Linked DNA regions of Homo sapiens: region 2 is linked to region 1. A link is an interaction called in ENCODE POLR2A ChIA-PET data of the cell type or tissue named here. Cell type or tissue: K562. All regions are shown on one strand. Each heading gives the region's core, and the rest is flanking DNA. Links, peaks and the distances in the headings are about the cores only.

Region 1 (8,197 bases), core at 3,188-5,687:
GATGGTCAATTATAAAGAAAAGCTCAGGTTAAAGAGCTGAGACACTGTATTTACTTTTTGCTTGGTGCCTCTTCCAGGGTGGATGCTACCTGTGGGTGTTAACATGCAATCCAAAAATGTTTACACTTTGTATCCACTTCAAACGTAAACTCCTGTGACTCCTTCTCAAAACTTACCACATACATTTTCTCTTTACCCTTTCAGGCCCCTGTCCAAGCAGCCAGGCCCTCTGCGTCTATCATGAGCCCTCACAGATGTTTACCTTAGGCCATGTCACTTTCAACACAAAGGTAATGACTAGTTGCACCTGCAAGAGTGCTACCCACTGGAGAATTTCCCCTGCCTGCTACCGTGCAGGGACACCCCGAGTGAGCTGTAATGCAGCAGCTGTCTGTTTTCCACTGCATGAGTGACCTGCAATCTATGCTCGTTCTTTTTTCTTTTCCATCAGGTGGTCATAAAAGCCCTCTGTCCTATATTGACACAGATATTAGTTCAGAGAGGGAATCCAATGCATCAGTGGTAGGTATTATGGAAGTCTAAGTCATCTGCTCATATGGCTTACTTTTAAAATTAAGGTCATCTCCAAAAGATGGCATGGTTCCACCAGTATGGTATCACAGATATGGCATATGTCCAAAGTCATCAAATTGTATACATTATACATGTGCAGGATTTTTTTGGGGGGTACATCAACTATACCTAATTAAGATTACATCAAAAACTGGTAAGTGCTATGAAAAAATTATATGAATCAGGATAATGAGATAGGGATTGACTGTTGGGTGAACATGGAAGGCTACAAGGTGGCATTCGAGAAGACCTGAATGAGATGAAACCATGTCAGGTTATGACAATAGGGAAAAACATTCTAGATAGAGTGATTGTGTCCCTGGGTCAAATCATACCTGAGGTCAGTGGCCAGTTTTATTCTCTATCTGCCACTATCTTCCTTTAAAAAAAAAATTGATGCCAGGCATGATGGCTCATGCCTATAATCCCAGCACTTTGGGAGGCCGAGGCAGGCGGATCACCTGGAGGTCAGGAATTTGAGACCAGTCTGGCAAACATGGTGAAACCCTGTCTCTACTAAAAATACAAAAATTAGCTGGGTGTGGTGGTGCGCACCTGTAATGTCAGCTACTCAGGAGGCTGAGGCAGAAGAATCGCTTGAACCTGGGAGGTGGAGATTGATTGCAGTGAGCCGAGATCACACCATTGCACTCCAGCCTGGGTGATAGAGTGAGACTCCTTCTAAAAAAAAAAAAAGAAAGAAAGAAAAAAAAATACACACACACACACACACACACACACACACACACTCTCCCTCTCTCTCTCTCACACACACACATATCAGCTCATTTAAATTAAAATTTGTGATTTTGACCAAATAATTCTATTGTAGACTGCATGTTTGTGTTCCCTGCAAATTCACATAGTGAAACTCCAACCCTCTAGGGATGGTGTTAGGAGGTGTAAATGTTGGTAGGTGATTGGGTTCAGATGAGGTCATGAGGGTGGGAGCTCTCAGGATGGAATTCATGCCCTTGTAAGAAAAGAAAGAGACTAGAATTTGTTCTCTCAGCCTTATTAGGATCCGAGGAGAAGACAGCCATCCACGAACCAGGAACAGAACCCAACCAGACACCAGATCTGCCAGCACCTTGATGTTAAGCTTCCAGCCTCCAAAAATAAATGTGTGTTGTTTATCCTATGCAGTGTATTTTTGATACAGTAGCCCAAACTGACTAAAACAAATCCTAATATAAATCCTAGTATTAATACACTGTGTTGGGGTGGAGTTGGGATGGTGAGCCTATTTTCTGTGAATAATAAAAAAAAAGTTAATAATAATAATTGTAAGATTTGCAGGGACCATGTGGCAATAATTAGTTGGCTACCCAAAAGCACCTTCCAATCCAACTGTCCCTTGCCCTCCTCCAACTATAGAGGCTGGAAAAGTCTAGATATTGCTTTTTCCAACTTCCCCTTGTAATGAAGAGTGGGCACATGACCCAGTTGTGGACCATGAGATGCAAGGGGAATGTTGCTGAAAGGATTCTGAGAAAGTGAATCCTCTCCCTAGCAGAAGGGAAAACACAAATAAGTTCACTCCCCACTAGCTCCTCTTTCCCTTTGAATGTGATCTTGTTATTCAGAGCTCGTCAAATCATGAGGGTCAAAGGAGAGAATCATGGAGAGGCTGAGCCAGAATGCTGACACAGCCATGCCATAGAAAGAATACCAGCAACTGCCTGCTTATCAACTCCTTGTTGCCTGAGAAAAATGGACTTCTCATCATTTAGGCCATTGGTATTTGGCTTTCCTTTTATTTGCAATTTGAAAGTATTATTTACTTATACTGACTGCCGTAATACATTGAATTCCTAAAACCCAGCAAGACCTAGAATAGGAATTGGCATTAAATAAAAATCTACTGCGTAAACAAAACTAAAGAGAGTTGAAAAATATAAGAAAGCAGAATACAGCCATCATCATGTTTGCCTTGATGGAGTCACTCAAGTCACAAAGCCAGGAAACCAAAGGAACTAAGTTTCTGCTAGTTTTGTTTTAAATATTCAGGATGGCCTTTCAGTTGAATGGCAAAGGTAAAAGAATAATTGAATTATTTATTGATTTAGATGCTGGAGTTGGTGCTATGTGTGTGTGTTTCGTAGGCGACAGAATGATTATTAAATGCACACTGCACATATGGGCAGCAAGTGTCATTTAGAGAGATAGCTGTGAGATTTGCTAGCAAAATATTTCTCAGCAAAACCGCTCTGTGTGTGTATGAGTGTGTGTGACTGTGTGTGTGTGTATGTGTTCAGAAGCAATTCACAGCACTAGGATTGCATCTGCCTGGAGGCAATCACAGACAACGCACACACAAATACATTCAGAAACATGGGGAAAATCTGTTTTTATGTGAAATGTTACATTTCCCATACTATTCTTCATAACCGCACATTAATTATTAGGTCCTACTTGGTAAAAACAAAACAAAACACTCAATATGTTATTCAGGAGAACTCTGTATTAAATGGAAAAAAAGGATTAGAATATGATGTGAGAAAGTGAATACTTAAATGCCTTCTAAATTAGCTCTGAATGGAAACATCTAATACTAAATTAGGAAATTAAAAATTCCTGAATGTCGGGGATTCTCAAAATGAAGGGAAACTGCAATAACCCCTCTGTAAAGCAAATCAAAATAGAACTACCCCCAGGGATAAAAGCCACAGTGAGAATTTGAACTCAAGTCCTATGAAGCCAGAAGGCAACACCGCCTTTCTCCAATGGTAAAGAGCCACATAGACGAATAGTAGCTGAGATGTCTGAATTCATCTTCTAGAATCTTTGAGTACATTTAGAAATTAATTTCCATTTATATAGCAATTGATCAGATAGTTTTAAAAATAGCTCATCATCCAGTGTCCTGAAGTCATGAGCAAAGCTTGTGAAAAATAAAAATCCTCTTGTTTTCCTTCAAGAGTGTCACAACAGTCTTTTCATTTATTTTCAGAAAGCAGCAGACAGAGAATAAGGGCAGATTGCCAAATATGAGACTAGGGATGTCCTTGAAGACAGCCTAAACCAAAACAAACACAAAAACAAACATGTCTACAATTAAAAGACAGTAACACTGCATTACAATTAGTTGTCTCAGGAAGTAAAGATGTTTTCAGTTAACTGAATGGGTAACAATTACTTGGATTATTGTCATACTTAAAATGTCAGCGTTAAATGATTGCTTTAAGCACATAATAATAAATTCTGCATTCTTAAGTGGCAAATACAACAAAGCCAAATATAGAGAACGTTGTTACTGGAAGCAAAATTAAGCATTAACAAAAACCTGCAACACACATTTTTAAAACAGAGGGAACAAAAGAGGGATAGCTGGAGATAAACAAGGATTGTTCTGATATTCACCACTTGCCTTAGAGTTAGGAACGGGTCAAAAACTCATGGAGAAAACCTGTTTGAGGCACGCCCACCATTTCAGAAGTAAACACATAAGGAGGGATGACTACAGAGAATTGTATAGAACCTTCAAGACCTCTTCCTGGAAATATAGGTTAATTATAGTATTTAGGAAAATAGCATTGCTTAATTTCACACCTGCGATTAAATCCAACATGATTTCCTGGGATATGTTACAATCACATCGTAAGTCCTTGCAAACCATATTTTTCCCGTGTCGCTGTTAATTGCAGAGGATTAACAAATAACAAGTGCCATTTGCTTACACTGCCACTGTCAGCAGCATATCTCTCCTTTTCTCCAATATACGTTCTTACTTCCTTTTGAATCACCAAGTCCCCCAAACAAACCTAAAGCTCTCAGTGATTCAGCTGAGGCAAGTTCATCCATCCTGTAAGCCATGCCACCTGAAAACAATACCACAGAGCAGGAAGTTAGATCTAGCTGCAAAATTGTGGGAAGGGTTAGTTCTTCCCTTTGGAAGTTAGAGTTTAATTGGACGTATTAGATATTCTTCTATTCATCACCCATGACTTAACTGCACTGATTTTCTGTACTGATAACAATGGAGCACAAATACAATGGACTCTGTCCTTCCCCTTCTGCGAGGAGAGAAGACATACCACAGCCCTGTTGTTAATTGTCTAGTTGGAAAGTTCTAAAAGGTATGGAGCGGATAAGAGGCCACTTGTAGCTGGAAATAAATGTTTAAGGACCATCTGCTGGGAAAAATGGTTTGGGAGATGGACTCTGAAGGACTGGTAGGATTTGGGCTGGCAAAAGTGTAAGAGTCTGAGGATTATATAACAATGTGAAAGAATCCAAGAAGAGGGACATGGCAGAGTGACAAGGCAACCTTAGCTGCCTTCCATCTTTCTTCACAGAGAGAGGAAATATTTCCCTCCTAAAAAGGCCTTGAGCAATAAGTAAATTTTTAAAAAGACTCACTTGCTCTTTGTTGTCAATATCCAGAATTATATACGTCTCAAAAAGAAAATAAAGAAGAAAAAGCTAATCTATTCTTTCTGCTTAGACAAAAATATAATGTTTTATATTGGGCCAAGCTATTAAGGTACTTCTCACTCAGAATTTGTACACCTAACACAGCTGATAAGAGCTTCCAAGCTCAGAACTTGAAGGAAAATCTATAATTTCCTATTATTATCATTCTTATATTCCATTCAAGATTAGACTTTCTTTGAAAAGTATGATTTAATAAACAAACAAGCAAATCAGACAATCACACCAAATGCTGAACCCAGAAAGCATTATGTGCACTTCATCATAATTCAGGACACACATGAGTGACTAAAGGTTGTGGTACCATAATGCCTATCAGTAGACCATTCTGAAATTGGTCCACTGAAATAATGACTCAAAAATTGTGGTAAAGTTTAAATATGCGCCCTGCCACAGGCAGCATGAGTGTCACCTCATGTCATCACAATTTATTTGTGCTGGGTTCCAAAACAGTAAGAATATGGAAACAATAATTGGAATTGTCTTTTCAAAGGCCTTTCAACTTGTTTGCTTCCATAGTCTAAAGATTGTGGATTTTAGCTTTAGTGGGCAATAGGTTTCAAAGCAGCTAGCTATTTTCCAGCCATGAGGAATGAGATAGATTACTTTGTCTGAAGGGTAACTTTATCTACTTTTCAAAAACAGGAATAACACATTCCTGAAAAAGTTTCTTAAGAGGGAAAATTTGGGAGACACATAGCTATACTGAGTCAATGCCACCTTATCATAATAGCAAAATAATTGAATCACTACTTACCCATTTAATAAACATTAACGGAGTGTCCACAAGATATAAAGAAGACAGAGTGAGCATGTTTACAAGGGGACCTGAATCCAAAGTACTTAAAGCATCTTCCAGCTGCCTGTGCTAAAAGTGAGGAGATAGCCAAACACTCCACAGTGTGCTTTTTGAATGTTTCTTTTACACTATTTTTCTACTAATTTCTAACATAGGGAGAACTTCATTAGATAGTCACCCAACTAATGAGGAAAAGGAGAATACGTTAAATGTTGTTGAAACAATATCCATAACCTGTTCTAAGTCTATAACATTCCTCAGACTTCTCTTCCGGAACCATGTACAAGTAAATGTGCTATTTTAATTATTAAATAAGGAAAATAGGGCAAATTTAACATAAACCAAGGTTGTTTTATTGTAACTGCTGTGAATATTAATATTAGAAGAAAGAATTATTAATGCATCTATTTAGACCTTAGGGTCCAATTTCTTTTAAACGCTTTTGTATAATGAAAAAGTAAGGCCAATTGTTTGGGGAATCAGGCTACCCTGGGAAAATACTTCCTTTCCATTTAACAGTTATTATTTTTAAAAAATTCATTAAAACCGTTTATCTGATTGGCACTATCCTAGGCACTAAATTGATCAGCGAAAATTACATTTTTAAAACCAGGGTATTTTAAATAATGGATTTTTAGAATGTTTTGAGAATTTTTATATATTTCAAGAAACCAAATGCTTATTTTTTCTAGAAATTGCACAACCTAGAATAAGTCTTAAGCATTTACTGGAAGACCGCAAGAGTGTCACTTAAATAAATATCAAAGCAACGTGTCCTCACGAGAAGTTGAGGCCTGAGATTTATTTGAATCCGCTACTTTAAAAAATCCAGAAACCATTATAGTCAAGAAATTCAAGTATTACTCTTCTCTTCTCTTCTCTTTTGTCTTCTGCCATTTAATGAAGAGCAGGGAGCCAAACGCCACCAGGCACTAATGCTGGCATGGCCCATTCTAGGCCAATAAGTTGCCAAGAAATGTTCTCTGGACACTGGCATTTGCATCCAGCACTACAAAACCATACTGTAGTGCCACTGTATCTATATACAAGATGAATGAATAAATCCGCAATAGATGAAGTACTAAAAGCATCTAATTTCCAATGCAGTGCTTCCAGCAACAACTGAAATTAAAAAACTTCTAAAACACAACTATAGAACATGCTATCTTGTTGTGAGTGCACTGAAGCAAAGGTTAACAATAAAATAAAAGAAGGAATGAATATGCATCTATAGCTGGGATGTCGTGCCTGCCTGATAGGCCTTGGCAACAACCATTGTATTTGTCAGATCCCATATAAGTTTGGAAGGTTCATGGTTTTAGAGCAAGGAAACGTTTTTCCATTTTTTTTAGTGAGACTCAAACTGGAAATGCCAAACTGCAATTTCCATTAAAGACACTTATGACTATGTCAGATTGTCTGCCAAGTTCTATACCTTGAACAAGTATAGGTAAACAGGAATTCAGTTCAGTAGGACCAGGGTCCATATGTCTACTAGTTTACATACTCCTACATTGGGGAAACATTAAGAATAAAGTCTGCATTCCATAAAAACTGTTGCCATAGTTTGGAATTTGTTTCATGCTTTCCTGTGCTGGGGGTCAACTTGGAAAAGCTAAGAGCTACATTTCCTAGAATCTCCTTCCCTATAGGGAAGAGTTTTGGGTTGCAATCACTCAAAAACAGAGCCAGTGTATTCATTAAAAAGCCAGAGACTCCTGTTAAGCCCTCATAGAACCTCCACACCCATGGAGTAAAGACTTCATAGGCTGGGCGCGGTGGCTCACACCTGTAATCCCAGCACTTTGGGAGGCCGAGGTGGGCGAATCACGAGGTCAGGAGATCGAGACCATCCTGGCTAACATGGTGAAACGCCATCTCTACTAAACAAAATACAAAAAATTAGCCAGGCATGGTGGCGGGTGCCTGTAGTCCCAGCTACTTGGGAGGCTGAGGCAGGAGAATGGCGTGAACCCAGGAGGCGGAGCTTGCAGTGAGCCAAGATCACATCACTGCACTCCAGCCTGGGCAACAGAGCGAGACTCCGTCTCAAAAAAAAAAAGACTTCATAGAACATCCATTCTCATGGAGTAAAGCCTTCATAGGACATCCATTCTCATGGAGTAAAGCCTTCATAGCACATCCACTCCTGTTGAGTGAAGCCCTCACAGAATATCCATTCCCGATGAGTGACACCCTCATAGAATAGCCATTCCTGTTGAGTCAAGCCACCATAGAATATCCATTCCCATTGAGTAAAGCCCTCACAGAACATCCATTTCCACTGAATGAAGCCCTCATAGAACATCCATTTCCATTGAATGAAGTCTTCATAGAACAGCTATTCCCATTGAGTGAAGCCCCAATAGAACATCCATTCCCACTGAGTGA
Region 2 (8,197 bases), core at 3,467-5,966, 380 kb after region 1:
ATTCCTGCTGCAAATCACAGAGAGCAAGGGGCTGACCAGCGCTATGGCAGAGCAAGTGTCAGGAATTGATTTCAAATCAGGTTCTTAAGGATAATGTGGAGGATAATTATGATCATTATTGTTATTGTCATTATACCTTGCAATTACCTTGGCTTAATTAATTCAAACTTGTGAAGTGCTTTGAGATCCTCAGATGAAAGGTGCCATGTTACTCTGAAGTGTCATTATTTTTCTACTGCCCTTTCATCCAAGGTGATTATAGCTCTTCGCAAGCATTAATTAATTCTTATAACAGCCCCAGAAAGCAGATAAGCGTAGGAGTCATCCACACTGGGGCCAAGAGAGACGTTTATCCAAGGAGTTTAGCGGTAGCTATTGTGTAGTCAGTTTGGCTGTTGGGAGGCCCCCAAATCACAGGGCTTTGTGGCTGGAGCATCAGCAATTTGTACAAACCTCCAGTTTAGCAACAGTTCAATGAGGAGCAATATCTGTAAAACCCAGATTTAAAAAAATAATAATTATTCAGTTTATATCCTGAGGATATCCTCAAAGGCTTAGTTATGGGGTAGGGGTGGAGAAAAATAGAACTGTCATCTGTAATTTTTCAATAACCTGGCAACTTTGTAATCAAACAAAACATTTCTCATGTTCTACAGAAAAGTATTGGCCCAAGGTCACAATACTATGGAGCTTAAACTATTATAGGAATTGCCTTTAGTTCAAAATCACAGATAGACTTTGACTTTCACTAAGATCTATGAATTGTGGTCTTTTTCACTGCTATTTATGCTGCTACTGTGGGATGAAGAGTCTTATCATGAGACAGGAATTTTACAGACATAAGTTAGTGCCCTTTTCATAGAAAGGGCAAATCTCCTCAAAGAGGAGACTTCTCTCAATGACTTACAATCTGTTTTTGGCACAAATATTCAATGAGTAAAAGATTTGTTTAAAACAGCTTGGATATCCTACTGACTCCCAGGGAACAGAGAGCAGTGTGACAAAGGGACTTGAGGACTGGCAAAGATGCTTGTTTTCTGTTAGTATTGAAGCTTTGGAATTCTTGCACCATTTATTTAGAAATGGATGTGAATGTATAAGGTCCTAATTACATCAGATCTTAGGACTACAGTAGAAAACAAGGTATTTCATCCCTTAATGATCAGGAGTATGCCTGTCCTCTTGGCAGGGTGTGGCTGCAAGCTGGGTGCAGTGCTGGTGAGGATGAGATAGACAGTGCTTGCCTCATCCACTTGGTGCTGGACCACACTTACCTGGCACTACAAACACTGTTATTGCACAGCCACAAATACTGATGATTATTGTTTTTTACCATTACCATTACTATTGCTGTTATTATCAAATACAATAAAGTTATAATTACTACTTGACATTCATTAAGGCTTGCAAAGCACAACCTCAAAACAGACTCCACCAAAGGTTTATATAATCATTTACATAGGTAGAAAATAAAACTCCATGTACGAAACACAATTAGAATGGACAGAATGTGGTTTTTTTTCACTACAGACTGCTTTTCCAAAGAGTATACAAAATTACTCTCTGAGATGCATATGTAAGCCAAAGGTTTGCTTTGTGTGTCAGTAGAAGGAAATCCCTTGAGATACTGCTCTACTGCACTTCCCAGAACGTCTTAACACCCAGTACATGCTCAGTAAGTCAGTTTCTCTCTAGATGGAACTACATTAACACAGGTGATATAGGTGGCATATTTTGTTTAGGGTTGAAATGTCACTATTGTGAGGGTCATAAATACATATATGTACTTTTAAAATGTATTCCAACTGTTAAGTTCATGCTATATGATTGAGATTGAATTAGGCTCTTTCAAATACTGCTTCACTGATTTCCACTAAGTATCATGAGTTGTGTCATAATTCTGAGACTCAAGCATCATCCCACAAAAGAGCTGATACCCCATCAGCCATTATGATCATCACAAAATGTGCAGACATTCTAAAACAATTGCTGCGCTGATAGGACTGGCTTGTGGCGCGCACTCAGGACACGGTACAGCCTCTATTCCAATCACAGTTCAAAAAAGACTGAAAATCTCTCCCCAGTGTCAATAGCAAATACTCTCTGGACATGTGTTTAAGGAGAATCTGTTGAGTATACACTACCAAATGCAACAGTGCATAAGGATCCAGGTAATTTTAAATAATGTTAAACTTACTGAGAAACAAGAAAAAGTCCATTCCTAAACCAATTTTCATCTGTAAAAAGTTCCACTGCTTTAATTAATGATTTTAAAAATAGTTCATCAAAGTCACTTAGATCTGTTCCGTATGAAATACCATGCCTGTCTATCAACTTTTCTGATATGCGAAGCGTAATTGCACCATTAAGAGCAACTTAATTCGTTCAGTCCATGAGTCCAGGAATATATCAGATAGATTACCTGCATCTAGCTCACTTTTCCCAAGTAAAACCAAGTTAGAACATTGTGCCTGTAATTCTCCATTTGTCTGTCCCTCCAGATCCATGCCCTATCCTTCTATTTTCTGTGAGGCTCATCTCTATGGACCACATTGCACAGACTCCCTTGTCCTCTGGCTGCTGGGTGAGTTTGGCCAAGGGAGGCACCACCAGGATCTTGGAAGGAAGAAGGAGAGGATATGTCCCAGTTCTTCCCTTAAGGCCAGAGTTTTGCCAGTGGTGCCTTCCTCTGACCAAGACAGCCCTGGGCCTTGGATTCTCCAACAACCATTCCCTTACACTTGCTCCTTCCTGACAGAGCTCCTTGGTCTAGATTGAGTGGGTCTCTTTTCTTTTGCACAGAAAATGCCCTGAGTCCCTGATGAAAATAGAAGCTTATGTGGTACTCTAAAGTTTTAAAAAACCAAAGTGAATATTGTATTTCCTGCTGGGGTTTTTCCTCATGACCAAACAGGGAAGCCAAACAGAACTAACACATGTGCTCCGTACCATAAAATATCCGCATAACACAGAATTTCAAGGATGATGGCCTATGAATTGGTCCTTCCATGTGGATTATACAGGCAACTGCCTACCCTGTGTGATGTTTGGAGAAAATGATGGGTCTTGGGCCACACACGCACACAAAAATCCCTGCCCTAAAGTTTAATGCTTCTAAACCCATAGCTTCATCCCTTGTGTTTAATGATTTGTTCAATAAGAATAGCCCAGGGGTAAGGGAGGCTTAACTCTTTAAATGTCAGTAGTCATTTACACCTTAGTAAGATTAAAGGACACAAGAAAAGTTTTGGATGAGAACAAAAGAAAGGCAATATGAGGGTTCCTAAGGAAAGGGGAGGCCAGGCGCAGTGGCTCAGACCAGCCTGACCAACATGGTGAAACCCCATCTCTACTAAAAATACAAAAATTAGCCGGGCCTAGTGGCGAGCGCCTGTAGTCCCAGCTACTCAGGAGGCTGAGGCGGGAGAATCGCTTGAACCTGGGAGGCCAAGGTTGCAGTGAGCCAAGATTGTGCCACTGCACTCCAGCCTGGGTGACAGGACGAAACTCTGTCTCAAAAAAAAAAAAAAAAAAAAAAAAAGAAAGAAAGAAAGGGAAAATGAAGACAGCACAAAGTAAGAAAACAAGGAAGATTCGGAGCTGATCTCATACCTCGCTGCATTTCCTAAAACCAGACCCAGAGTTACAGATAAAAAGCAAAGATGAGCAGAACTTTCACTGTGTTCCTTCTTGCCTGAGTCAACCTACACGCGATAGGCCTTATCAATCAAGCTCCCATTTGGTAGAATGACTTCCCTCTGCTCCCACGACTTACTCTTCCCACCAGAGCTCATCTGACACATTTGCTTCTGAGTGTTTAGGAAGCCCCTTGTTTCTGAGGATGAAGGATAGCAAGTCTCGTGGGACAGGTAGGAGTCATGCTCCAGAACCCAGGATGAACGCCGTGCCTATTTTAAAAGACAATTACAATACATATAGTGTTCACGTCAGTCATCCCGGTGTTTTATTTATTGTATCTGGAAGCAGATGGTCTTCAAAGTGTTTAAACACATTTGAACATGCAAGATCCATTATTTATTGCATGAGATAGTGAATAGAGGCAGAGGCGTGGGGCCATTAGCAGGTACAGAAGGCTGGGAACGCCAAAAGGCAGCTGGCTTCCATGCAGCCCAAGAGAAAACTACCCTCTTGTCACATTGGTTTTCCAGTCCCAGAGCTGTTGGCCAAAAGCACACCTCCAGCCCGACCAGAAGCACTATCTTTGTTGCTGTGTGTGTGAAAACGAATGTCTCTTTTTGTTTTGCCAGAATGCTTGGACAAATATGCAAGTTTAAAAAAAAAAGAAAGAAAGAAAGGAAAGAAAACGGGTGTAAGTTACCAAAAAAAGCTTACTGGATTTAGAATGTCAGGGTCTAGAGAGTGGAAAGTGATTGATTTGGAAATCAAATGAGAAAAAAAAAAAACTTTCTTAAAAATGGAGTGAACGCCCTACACCCTCCCCCTCTCCTCCTTTCCTGGTCTCCTCTCCTTCTTTATTATTGATACCTCTCTTTTTGATCTCTGCACTCCTTTGTTTTGGCTTCCCCGGTGCCTAGGGAAAATGGCTAGCAGTGAGTTCTTCAGCATCCCGGCTCGGGCTCCGCAACCAGCCCCTCTGGCTCAGCCAGCTGGATCACACTGAATTAGTCAAGTACTTCATTATCTCCCCTCTCTGCACATTTTGCTCCAGGTAATAAATGCCCAAACAAGAGAGCCTTCTGCTGCACTGTCTGTGAAGTTCCAGGGTCTGGGCCAATTCTGCAGATAGGCTCCGTGCCCTGGGAGGGCACCACTTTTCATCCCTCGCCTGCAGTGCCCCCCAATCTCCGTTTAGTCACAGCGGTTCGCTAACCGTGAGCCGCTGATAACCGGCCGACTGGGGAGCCCGGGAGCCCTTGCGGAGGCGTGGGCTGGCTCGGGTGCGCAGGCCTGGCCCAGCGGGGGCGCCGGGAGAGCCGGCCCAATTATGATGTTGGGAGGGATGTTGTGATCCTCGGAGGCGGCTCTCGCTAACAGGCAGGGGCCTGGGGGTCCCGAGGCAAGGCCGGTCTCACAATGGACAGGCAAAAATGTAGATCTCTAGGTTTGGTGGGCAAAGCCACAGGGAGGAATTTTTAAAACATAATCAAGTGGCCACCCTTGAAAAGTCAGGTCAGGCTAAATCACGATGTGAACTGTGTGGCCCTATCCCCTTGCTAGTAGATGGCCCGAAATAAGAGGCTCCTTCAGCTTCAGAAGTAAGATCCAGGTTGAGCCCTCCAAATGCAAACACATTTTCTCCCTCGATTTTCCTCTGACTTTGGGGTTTTGTGAGTTGTTTTTTTTTTTCTTCCTTCCTCCCCTGAGAACAGTTTCAGCTCTGCTCATTGCAGCAGTGAGGCAAACCTCCAAGGCCTTCTTTCTGGTTGGTGACAGGCCAGGTACCTAAACCAGAGGGAGCAGAATCAATAGAATTGAGCATCTTGACCTGCACATTAAAGGGCCTTTTAGGGTGACTGAGATTGCAATGTCACAGAATTGTAAATGCATGTAAGAAAATTTGGCTACAGAGACTAGCACTTTAAAGATAACACTGTCTTCATGTCAATTAAACAGGGAGAATGACCTATAGGGAAAGTTAAAATTCAGGATTGATATGAATCAAGAGATTTTAAAGCAAGAGAAGCTTTTTTTACATCCCTGGTACAAGTATTATGGGAAAGTCCACAGAGGAAGAAAGAATATATAGATCAACTCTCATTCATCAAAGCTAACTACTTTAATATCAAAGAATGGGAGAAAGGGAGCTCTCAGGCAAAACAGGGGGTCCCCTCCTCCTGTACCCCCTGCTCCAAGTCATTAGGAAAAAAAAATGATAGAAAAGAAATGTCTCTGGCCACCGAGGTCTAGACTGCAGCATTTAGATAAAAATATAAATGGCAAAATACTGCTAAATTAATCCAACTTCCTTTGATTATTGATGTCCTACTGTTTTGTGCCTGAAACAACATACAAGATGCATCAGTCATTTATAAATTATTCATTCAGTTATTTTGGCAGCAGTGTCTTTCCATTTATCAACTGATAAATGTACAGAAGATAAGAAGGGTAATTTTATAGCCTCTTGACATTTACCTTTGACATGATTTTCATATTTAATAAGGGAAAAACACTAATGAAATACATTTGACAACACCGTAGGCATCATAGATTAACACCAGCAAAAATAAGCCACAGGCACCCGATCTCCCAGCTTTGGCCAGGAGCTCCAGAAACTCACCAGCTCCCTTCAGTTTCCTGCTTGACACACTCCCATCTGTGTCTGCAAACAGAAGTAGATATAATGAGAATTTTTGCTTTTGCTTCCTTGTTTGTTTGGTTCTGAATAGCTCTACTTTGTGACCTAAACAGAAAGAGGCATTGTTTTTATTTTTGGTTTTTGGCAGGGTGGTAGTCTAAACAGTTTTATTTTCTAAAATATATCTACCAGGTAGATTGGATAGGTCTATAGGGATGGTGTATGCCTGGTGATTTTGTTATTCATACCAAAGCAACTCACTTTGAGCATTCATGCCAATTGGCCCTCTTGATTCTTTTTTTTTTTTTTTTTTTGAGACGGAGTCTCGTTCTGTCGCCCAGGCGGGAGTGCTGTGGCGCGATCTCCGCTCACTGCAAGCTCCGCCTTCCGGGTTCACGCCATTCTCCTGCCTCAGCCTCCCGAGTAGCTGGGACCCTCTTGATTCTTGATAAAAGTTGCAATGGATAATCCCTTCACTATCTACCCCTCCACCATAATCAGGTCTTATTTGTGCCTTAGTCTCACCAACCTTCTCACCTGGCTTTCCATTCTGCTCCACTTCTCTGACTAGTATTCTATAACTGTGCTATTGACTCACACCCCACAACACACACAAACACACACACACACACACACACACACACACAAAACGTACAGAGAGATCTAGAGAGAAGTAAGGTTATCAAGTGACGCCCTGGGACCTAGACTGTGGGCTGGAACTGTAGCTAGATAGAGTGGGTTGCCAAAGTTGGACTGCTGGCTCTGGTCAATCAGAGGCCAAAAGATAAGAGTGACAGCAGTTTCTTCATGCACTCTAACCAACTGATATATCTAAATGTTTCCCTTACATCCAAAAGCTTCATCAACAGAATTTTGTAAAAGATCCGGACATATTATGAGAATAATTTAAATAGATTCCAGGAGTGAGATCAGATAGATAGGCAATTTTCATTTGGCTGTTCCCTAGAAGGACCTACGGATATAAAAAGTCCCTTTATCTTAGAGTTACTGGGATACCAGGCAGGAAACCAAAGCAGATTCTCAGAAATAAAACCTCAAAGGGGAATTTATCAGGATGACAGCACTAAAGTACCTGACAATGTTTGGAAGCAGTGATGTTGTACAAAAATTATTTCACTTACGAGACTATAATTTCCTTGAGAAAATGAACCAAGTTACATTTATGTTAGTGTCCCCATACCCTAGCACAATACCAGGCAATTAATAGGTATTCAATAAAAGTATGATTTTTTTTGCATTATAGTTAACATTTATTGAGGACTTGCCATCTGGCAGGTACTATGTTAAAAACTTGGTATACATTATTTCATCAGCCTCATAATACTGTCAATATTAGTTTTCAATACTGTGAAGTATTTAGAGGCTAGGGAAATAAAATCTAGGGAGGATAGTTTCCTGGGGTCACACAGTAGTAAGTGCCAGAGCTACGGTTAAAAAAAAAAAAAAAAAAAAAAAAAAAACATAGACAATCTAATGCCAGAACCCATGCTCTTGGCTACATTTGTTGCCTCTTGGGTTGAACATCTAAGACCAGGACTGTGAAAGGAGGATGCTTGGTCAAAGTAGGACCACACAAAGCTGGCATCATTTTCATACTAAGTCATTGGGATAGGGTTCATTAAGTTTTTCACATTATTATTATCCCAAGGGTCTAAAGCAGGGACTTTCTGGAGGCATATACAAATAAAATGCAGAGGGCAAAGCCAGAGCTTGAATTTTATTTTTATAACGGTATGAAACATTTACCCAAACTCCATAAGTAAAATGAGAAACAGAAAAGCGACGTTGAACTCTTTCTTTAATAAACCTCTAAGCTATTTTTTTAAAACAAGCACCAACCCACAATGTAAGGAAGACATGCCAAATGCAATGACAGTCAGCTTGAGAAAAGACACCCTT

Evidence for each region. ChIA-PET counts read pairs that join two places held together with the same protein. Peaks named below come from ENCODE experiments on the same cell type or tissue, not always from the same donor. Only the 100,000 strongest peaks of a DNase experiment are listed, where the experiment ranks them.
Region 2: POLR2A ChIA-PET joins it to region 1 with 5 read pairs; 3 of 35 experiments call an interaction of 5 or more read pairs at or near these places.

The regions. Positions count from the first base shown.
Region 1 is chr6:9,728,710-9,736,906 of GRCh38, forward strand. It overlaps the pseudogene OFCC1. Among named protein-coding and RNA genes, the nearest start is that of TFAP2A-AS2, 670 kb to the right of the region's middle. In K562, for the core only: no CTCF peak of the experiment used is centred there; no DNase peak of the experiment used is centred there.
Region 2 is chr6:10,108,471-10,116,667 of GRCh38, forward strand. LOC124900218 (a long non-coding RNA gene) reads right to left here. Exons shown (of 5, transcript XR_007059909.1): 2 at 6,260-6,301. It also overlaps the pseudogene OFCC1. Among named protein-coding and RNA genes, the nearest start is that of TFAP2A-AS2, 290 kb to the right of the region's middle. In K562, for the core only: no CTCF peak of the experiment used is centred there; a DNase peak (open chromatin) is centred at 4,911; H3K4me3 peaks cover 280 bases.